Linked DNA regions of Homo sapiens: region 2 is linked to region 1. The links are chromatin contacts, found by Hi-C or POLR2A ChIA-PET in ENCODE. All regions are on one chromosome and are shown on one strand. The core of a region is the stretch at or near the end of the contact, and the rest is flanking DNA. Distances in the headings are between cores, read along the strand shown.

Region 1 (3,604 bases), core at 436-2,935:
TGCTATAGTACTATTCCTGCCCCAGCTCACTTAGGAGAAGGCTTTGACCTGGAGCCTGGTGGGACCGACCCTCGCCTCTTCCCGGCTGACACTTTGCTCTCTGTGGTTCTGGACTTGCAGAGCCAGGCTGGGGAGGAAGGAGCTGTGTGACTCCCACCGGGCCTGCTCCTTTGCGGCAGGCATGTGACATATTGTGGCGTGATGTGTTTTCCCCTCATGGTGCAAGACGTGACTCAGAGGGGCATGCTGGGGAAATGAGTTTCTTGGATTTGCCCACCTCATCGCCCCTGCATTCTTTTGAATTTCTCTGAATCAGACTTTATATCTGGCTCTGCCATTCACCAGCCTTATTTATGCAGAAAACAGCCCCACATTTCCAACTTGCTCCACAGCAGTAAAGATTCATCTTTGGCCCGGGGAGGGTAGCAAAAGAGAGGAGGGAAGGGGAAAAAAAGGAAAAAGAAAGAAAAAGGAAGGAAGAAAGAAAGAGCCAGCAACAATCAAAACAACCTTTTTCTCCCTGTGTAATCTGGGCGGCTTCCAGGAGGATAATGTCTTTCCACCGTGGATCGCCCCCTCCCTCCCAGGCTGTTTTCACAGGAAGTAAACCCTGGAGCATTTTCAATGTGCCCCTCCAGGCAGAACAATGAGGCCCTTGAAGCCTCGGAACCCGCGCTTCCTCCAGTTATCCGGAGCCGCGCCGCTGAGGGGAGCCATCTCTGGGGAGGGGGCAGGGGGGAGGGGCGAGTCTGCAGGGCGTTGCGGAGCCGCACGAGGGAAGCCCATTAGTCAAATAATAGGTTTGGATCCGACTGTTTTGCCAAGGTACCCGGCATTTACCCGCTCCCCGATTGGGGGCGGGGAGCTGGGAGGAGGCAGCGAGGATCCAATTACGGCTGCTACTGCCCGGTCGCCGGGAGGTGGCGGCGGGCGGGCCGGGCCGGGCTGGGCCGGGCGGGGCCGGGAGGAGCGGGGATCGGGGATCGGGGATCGGGGATCGGGAGCGCAAGCCTCGGGCCGGCCGGCCTGGAAACACCGCGCCCCGGCCCCAGCCCCGGCCCTGCGCCCCGCGCGGGCTCCTCCCTCCCCACCGGCTCAGCTGCCTCATTGTTTATTGTGGAGCCTGCCTCTCCCCTGCCCGCCCGCCCTCCCGCTCCTTTCTCCCCTCCTCCCGAAAGAAAGAAGAGCCAGTGTGTGGAGAGAATGAGTCATGAATAAACAAACAGCGTGGGGGGAGCTGTCACTCTCAGCTCACTTCCTGGCCGCGCTCCGCTCCGCGACCTCCTGGCGGGGCGCAGAAGCCAGGCTGGCCGAGGTGGGCGGCGGCTGCTGGGGCTGCTGGGGCGCGCGGCCCAGCTCAGTCGGGCCCCTCCGCGGGGCGGGACTGGGCTGGGCTAGGGTGCTCAGGACCCCAGTTCCCAGGCCTGTCTTTGACCACAGCCCTCACAAGCCTCAGGGCCCTTAGAGTAAGCGAGCGTGACATGATGTCCCCAGACTTGTATGGCCGTGTGAGCCGAGGGCTGTGGGCCGGACCCTTGGGTTGGACAGAAGCCATCTGTCACAGACAGGCAGTGCATGCGGGACCTGCGGCGGGCTTGCGGCGCCTGTGTGGGCTCATCCTCTGGGAATGCCAGTGTGTGTCTGCTGAGTTGTGTAGGCGTGGCTTTTTCCGCGTGACACAGGGACACTGCGAGGATGTGTATATATGGCATGTGTGTCTTCTGCATATGGTGTTTGTCTGGAGTGGGGGTTACACGTGTGCTAGTGACCCGTGTGTGTGTGTCTGTTTGTGTTGTGTGGCCAATTTTCCTGACTCTGAATTTGCGTCTGCCACTTTAAGTTTTGAGATTCTTACTTTGTACTTGGCTTTTCTCTATTTAGTCCTTTTTCTTCTCTCTTGTGTGATCCTGTGGGTCATTTGGGGCCACCTCTCCCCTTTAGTGAGGCCCCAGGGCCCCAGCAGACCTCCAGGGCCCGGCCTGGCTGGCCTCAGCGTCCAGCCAGCTGTGGCCACACGCAGGCTGACAGTGCTGACTCATGCCTGGCCAGAGCTGAGTGTGACCAGCGCGCCCAGGCTGGGTGAGCCCCCACCGTGGGGAGGGCAAGGGCCCAGGCCAGCCCAGACCTTCTGGGGACTTGTGACCGCATGACATTAGAGGCAGGGGCAGGAGTAAGTCATTTCTTCTGGCTTCCCTGGCAACCACACAGCCTCACAGGGGTCCACCCCAGGGCCAGTGCTGACGGCTGGGCCTTCGGAAAGGCTAGTGTGACCAAGGCAAGGCTGTGACTCAAGCTACAGCTCAGGCCCCTGCTGCTTGGCTGGGTCTAGAACCTTCCCAGCTCTGGCCCTGCTCCCTCTCTATGGGCTGGCCCAGCTGCCAAAGCTTCCCAGTTCCAGGTTGGAGATTTGCATGCAGGGACAGACCCCCCTGAGGCTGAAGCAGGGCACACATTTGCTCCTTCCCCAGGATTGCTCACTCCTGCAGCCCCCCCAGCCAGGGCTTGCTTGCTGGACTTGGTCCCCTGGCACTGGAATCGTAGCCTTGGTTGTGACCCTGATCAGGGAGGCAGGCTCCAGGGCCACAGCAGGCCAACCCTGGCCACTTCCCAGTCTTTCCCATCCTTCGGGGGGGCAGGTAGTTGGGAAGATTAGGATCTACATAGGCTGGGAGGCAGGTGCATGTGGGGTCACAGCCTGGCTCCTTCATCTGCTAGCTTTATGACCTGGGGAAAGTCACATAACCTCTTTGAACCCCTTTTTCCTCTACTTTAAAATGTGCATAGTGACCCTTACTCCATGGAGAGGTTGCAAAAGTTAAAGAGAGAATGCCTATGAGCCCTGAGTATATGTCATGGAATGTACTTGTCATGGAATAGGGGCTCAGGAAAGGACAGTGTACTCTCTGTCTACCCCCAGCCCTGCCTTGAACCCTGATCTCAAGGCCCAGAATTTTGCCTGTCCAAGCCTGTTGGTCCATGACCCAGGGAAGTGCTGGATCCTGTGGACCTTGGCTGGGATTTGAAAACTCAGAAGCAGTCCTACACGGTACATAGGGGTCTCTGAGTCCCAGGGAAGCATGGGGTCTGGGCTGTCCATTAGAGGTAAGCTGGTCTAGGAAGGACAGCTGTGACAGCATCTTTCTGGATCTTTCCTTGTGGGGAGAAGCCTCCACCCCTCAGGTCATACTCTGGCTGTACCTGGGCTGGTCTCCATTTGAGGACAATTTTTTTTTTTTGAGACAGAGTCTTGATGGAGTGCAGGGATGCAATCTCAGTTCACTGCAACCTTGACCTCCTGGGCTCAAGAGAACCTCCCACCTCAGCCTCCCAAGCAACTGGGACTATAGGCATGTGCCACAATGCCCAGCTAATTTTTCTTTTTTTTTTTTTTGTGGAGATGGGGTCTCACTATGTTGCCCAGGCTTGCAGACAAATTTTGTTTGGCCTACGTGAGATTAAAAAAAAAAAAACCATTATTTACAAATGAAGGCATTTCACATGAAAGTGTGAATTTTCAATTTCCCTCAAATAACTGGGGAGTTTGGCCACACTGGGCTCACGTTTTTATGCGGCAACTGTGGGCTGGAGCTGAGCAGCAGAGGCC
Region 2 (3,604 bases), core at 335-2,834, 51 kb before region 1:
TTACACACAGTAAAACTATGTGTCTGTATCGCGTGTGGCAGGTCTGTCTCTGTGTTTGTACTGTGTGTGTGTGCATGCTTGCATATGCATCTGTCTACATATGTCTGTACGGTGTATGGCAGGTTTGTCTGTCAGGTGGGAGTGTGGGTGTCTGGACGGGAGGCTGTGGTGCGGGTGTGGGGTGTGGGTTTCTCTGTCGGGCGTGTGAGTGTGAGTGCAGCGTGTGTTGTGTGTGTGAGGGGGTGGTGTGGTGAGGCGGCAGAGAGGCTGGCAGGCAGGCGGTCAAGGTGCTCCCCCCGCACTTCCCTGTGTGCAGTGGCTGGGCTGACAGCCGGGCGGAGAAGAAAACTAGACGTCAGGGAAATCAGTCAGAGACAAATCGATTCCCTTTAGAGGTGAGAAAAAGCAGATGCCACGGCTGCTGGTGGCCTGTTAGGCTCTGAGCCACATCCCTCGCAGCCCTCCCCCACTCCTGTGCCGCCAACACCGCCCCCCCAACCCTGTGCCTTTGTGCTGGGCCTGCTGCCTGGCAGCCGCACCAGCCCTTCCTGCAGCAGGACCCCGCCTGCACAGAGCCCACGCTGGGCATGTGTGTGTCAGTGTGTGCCTGTGGGTGTGTGCATGCCTGTTTGTGACTGGGGGAGTACAGACGTCATTGTGGGCCTCAGCTGACGGCCCCACCTTGCAGACTTCAGAGACTTCAGTTGGTCCCCCACTTGCTAAGGACAACGAGGGAGCTGGACCAGGGATGGGTGTAAGAGGAGCTGTCCTTGGGCATCACTGGTACCCCAGCCTTCTCCCTGCATGAACATCAGGCCTCAGCAGCATCGCTCCTTCCTGTAGCCTAGTGAGGAAAGCCTATTCCCAGATCCAGCTCTCTGCCGAGCTGGCCCAGATCAGCTGCTGGAGCCTCAGACTCTAGTAGGGGGCAAAGACCAGCCTTGTGGCCTCATCCCTACAGTGGAGCATGGGGCGTCTCTGGACCTGGGAGCCTGACCCAGCTGCCGGCAGAGCTGCTCCTGCAGGATGGGGCCCTGACCCCTTCCTGGGCCTTGCTGACACCTCTGCTGTCAGGTCACTCCCCTTCTCCAGGTCCCCTCCCCCACCACTCCCTTTCCCACTTGGTGGCAACAGCCAAAATCTATCAGGAAACAAGGGCTAAGCCTGCTGTTGCACAGAAGCTCTGTTTTCAGAGTTATCCCAGGCCCTCCTAGCCTGTATCTGTTGTCACTCACTCCGCATAGTTACTGAGCACTTGTTCTGGGCCAGGCTCTGAATTCAGCAGTGAGCCCCCCAGGCCTGCCTTCAGGGAGCCTCGCATCTAGCTGGGGAGATACATCATGCTTCCAGCTGGGACTGAGAAGTACAGGGTGGGAAGAGAGGGTATAAAGGGTCCCCACACCAGACCTGGCCTCATCCTTGCCCAGACTGCTGGGCTCCAACCTCTTCTTCTGCAGGCTCCCAGCGCTCACTCAGGCTGCTGCTTCTATAGGCAGGGCCTCCCCACCTTTCTGCTTGCCCACCTAGCTCCTGCCCAGGGGGCTCTCTTGGAGCTCTGAGCGCGGCTGCCACCTCTTCTCCACACTCTACCCTGTCTGGGACGGGAGGCTCTGCAAGGCCAGTGGCCCCATCTTTCTTCCTTTGCAGGCCAGCCAGGCTTTTTCTGGCATGGATGCCCCACTGTTTGAGTGTGAAGTGTTTGAAGCTGGAGCTGCTCAGTTATCAGACAGTAGAAGAGGTGGCTATTTCAGGGGCTTGGATTCTGTGATGTCCATACCCCACGAATGCCCCTCTCTGACCCCCCCCCCCTCTGTCTACCCTTGAGACCCTGCTCTCAGCTACCTACTGTCAGGCATACTTGACATATCTCAGCTCACTCTGGAATCAGGAACTTGCATTGACAGACCTGTATTTCCATCCCTGGCTCTCCTACTGCTGGCTGTGTGTCCTGAGACAGGCACTATACCTCTCTGGGCCTTGTTTCCTCTCTGGCTAAAGGGATGAAGATTCAGGCCCTGCTCTCCACTGAAGAACTCAGGACAGGTGGTGGGTACAAGAGAGCTGCTGGGAGTAACAGACGTTTTGGTGACTGGTGTTCATGGGGAAGACTCCTGGAACCCTTTCCAACCCCCACCCCTGGCCTGGATTCCCTGTGTCTAGCCAGATGGGAGAGGCCAAGGATCGATCTACAAACATTGATTGAACCAATTCTGGACCAAACCCTGTTGTGGAGACAGCACTTGGCACAGAGCCCATGGGATGTGTTGAAAGAAATGACTTCTGAGAAGAGGAGTGGACGGTTGTGTGGATGTGGGGTTGCTGGATGGCCCCTCCCCCCAGGGAGCTTACACTCTCACTGGGACCGGTTGGACAGGACAGGAGAGTGGGCTCTGGTTCCAGTTCTGCTTCTGACCTGCTCCTGGCCTTGCTGTTCATCCCTCAGTAAAACTGAGAGCTTAAGCTCTGTGACCTTGGAGACCATTTCCTGCTGTGATATTAATACCACCGCTAATAATGACAGTAGCAGTCGAGGGAGGAGCAAGCATGCTAATATTAGCCACACCTGTTGAGGGCCCGGCACACGCCAGGCCCTTACATATGTGATGATGTCAGTCCTCGTGATGAGCTGCACTCAGCATCTCCACGTTGACTGCGAGGGACCGCTGGATCCCAGAGCCAGGACAGAACTCAAGGCTATTTTGGTTGGGAAGAAAAGAGGTGTTCAGCTGACCTCAAGTACGGGAGGGTTGAGTGAAACGAGCATCATTGTGGGAACCTGGGTGAATCAAAGCAGTGGGTTGCAGACAGAGCTGGGACTGCAGTGTGGAGCTCCAGGGAGCCAGAGGCACCCTGTGCATCTGCCACAAGTCCCTGAAGCTGCAGTCCTGGCATCATCCCCAGGTACCTCCGTCTCCGCTGCTTCTCTGCTTCTTCCTGTTGCACGCCGTCTCCTGCATTCATTTCTTCCTGTGTATCTGGCCTGGACCTCAGCCCCTGCTCCTTATAGACGTGGCTGCTCTGCGGCCCTAACTCCTCCCTGGCTTCCCTCCAGGCCTCCTTACAGGCCCTCTCCCTCGGCTGCCTGCCCAGTTCACCGTGCATAGCCCTGTTGCTCCCCTCAATCCCTGCCGATTCCCACACCACCGTTTGCCTCTGGATTGGTTGCCCACTAGTCAGGTCCCGCCCTTCATCCAATCAGCTGTGGTGGGCGGGACACTTCCTCCAGCCGTCCTCAAGCCTGGCCTCAGGACCCTGTCACATTCTGAAAAGTTGTTGACGACCCGAAAGAGCTTTGGTTTAGGCAAAATATTGTTAAATATCTCTGGATATTTACCACATTAAAAATTAAAACTGAGAAATTACAAAATATTTTTTAATTCTTTAAGAACAACAAGAATAAACACTACACATGAACGTATATTTTTCATAAAAAATAACTATTTTCCTAAAACAAAGAAAGTTGAGCAGAAGAGTGACATTCCTTTAGGTTTTTGTGAATCTCTCTGGTGATTCACTTCAGAGGAGGCAACTGGGTTCTCCTGTGTGCTTCTTTCTGCATTCGACTTCTTGAGAGCCGCGTGGTCTTGAATCCTCTAGAAAAATG

Evidence for each region. Hi-C counts contacts between places; a loop is a spot of excess contacts on that map. ChIA-PET counts read pairs that join two places held with the same protein, here RNA polymerase II (POLR2A). Pooled maps may share reads with other maps.
Region 2: a map of gastrocnemius medialis shows a loop between it and region 1 (5-fold over the local background). The contact joins two enhancer-like sites. A Hi-C loop is called at or near these places in 9 of 168 maps with a recorded cell type or tissue (CD8-positive, alpha-beta T cell, K562, endothelial cell of hepatic sinusoid and 5 more), 1 of 37 single-sample maps with no recorded cell type and 13 of 50 pooled maps. POLR2A ChIA-PET finds 5 or more read pairs at or near these places in 8 of 52 experiments (A673, AG04449, CD8-positive, alpha-beta memory T cell and 5 more).

What each region holds. Positions count from the first base shown.
Region 1 is chr10:78,971,317-78,974,920 of GRCh38, reverse strand. The region is part of intron 5 of ZMIZ1-AS1 (ZMIZ1 antisense RNA 1); the gene reads left to right. Among named protein-coding and RNA genes, the nearest start is that of ZMIZ1-AS1, 94 kb to the left of the region's middle. RefSeq lists enhancers at 226-275, 1,830-2,761 and silencers at 657-1,146, 1,317-1,386, 1,427-1,546. Within about 2 kb of position 1,685, at least 38 of the 41 ENCODE cell types and tissues checked have a DNase peak (open chromatin) inside an H3K27ac peak, as active enhancers do; they include gastrocnemius medialis, where a contact is called at or near this core.
Region 2 is chr10:79,022,316-79,025,919 of GRCh38, reverse strand. All of the region lies in intron 5 of ZMIZ1-AS1 (ZMIZ1 antisense RNA 1), which reads left to right. Among named protein-coding and RNA genes, the nearest start is that of ZMIZ1-AS1, 43 kb to the left of the region's middle. RefSeq lists an enhancer at 2,190-2,539 and a cis regulatory region at 2,229-2,729. Within about 2 kb of position 1,584, at least 6 of the 41 ENCODE cell types and tissues checked have a DNase peak (open chromatin) inside an H3K27ac peak, as active enhancers do; they include gastrocnemius medialis, where a contact is called at or near this core.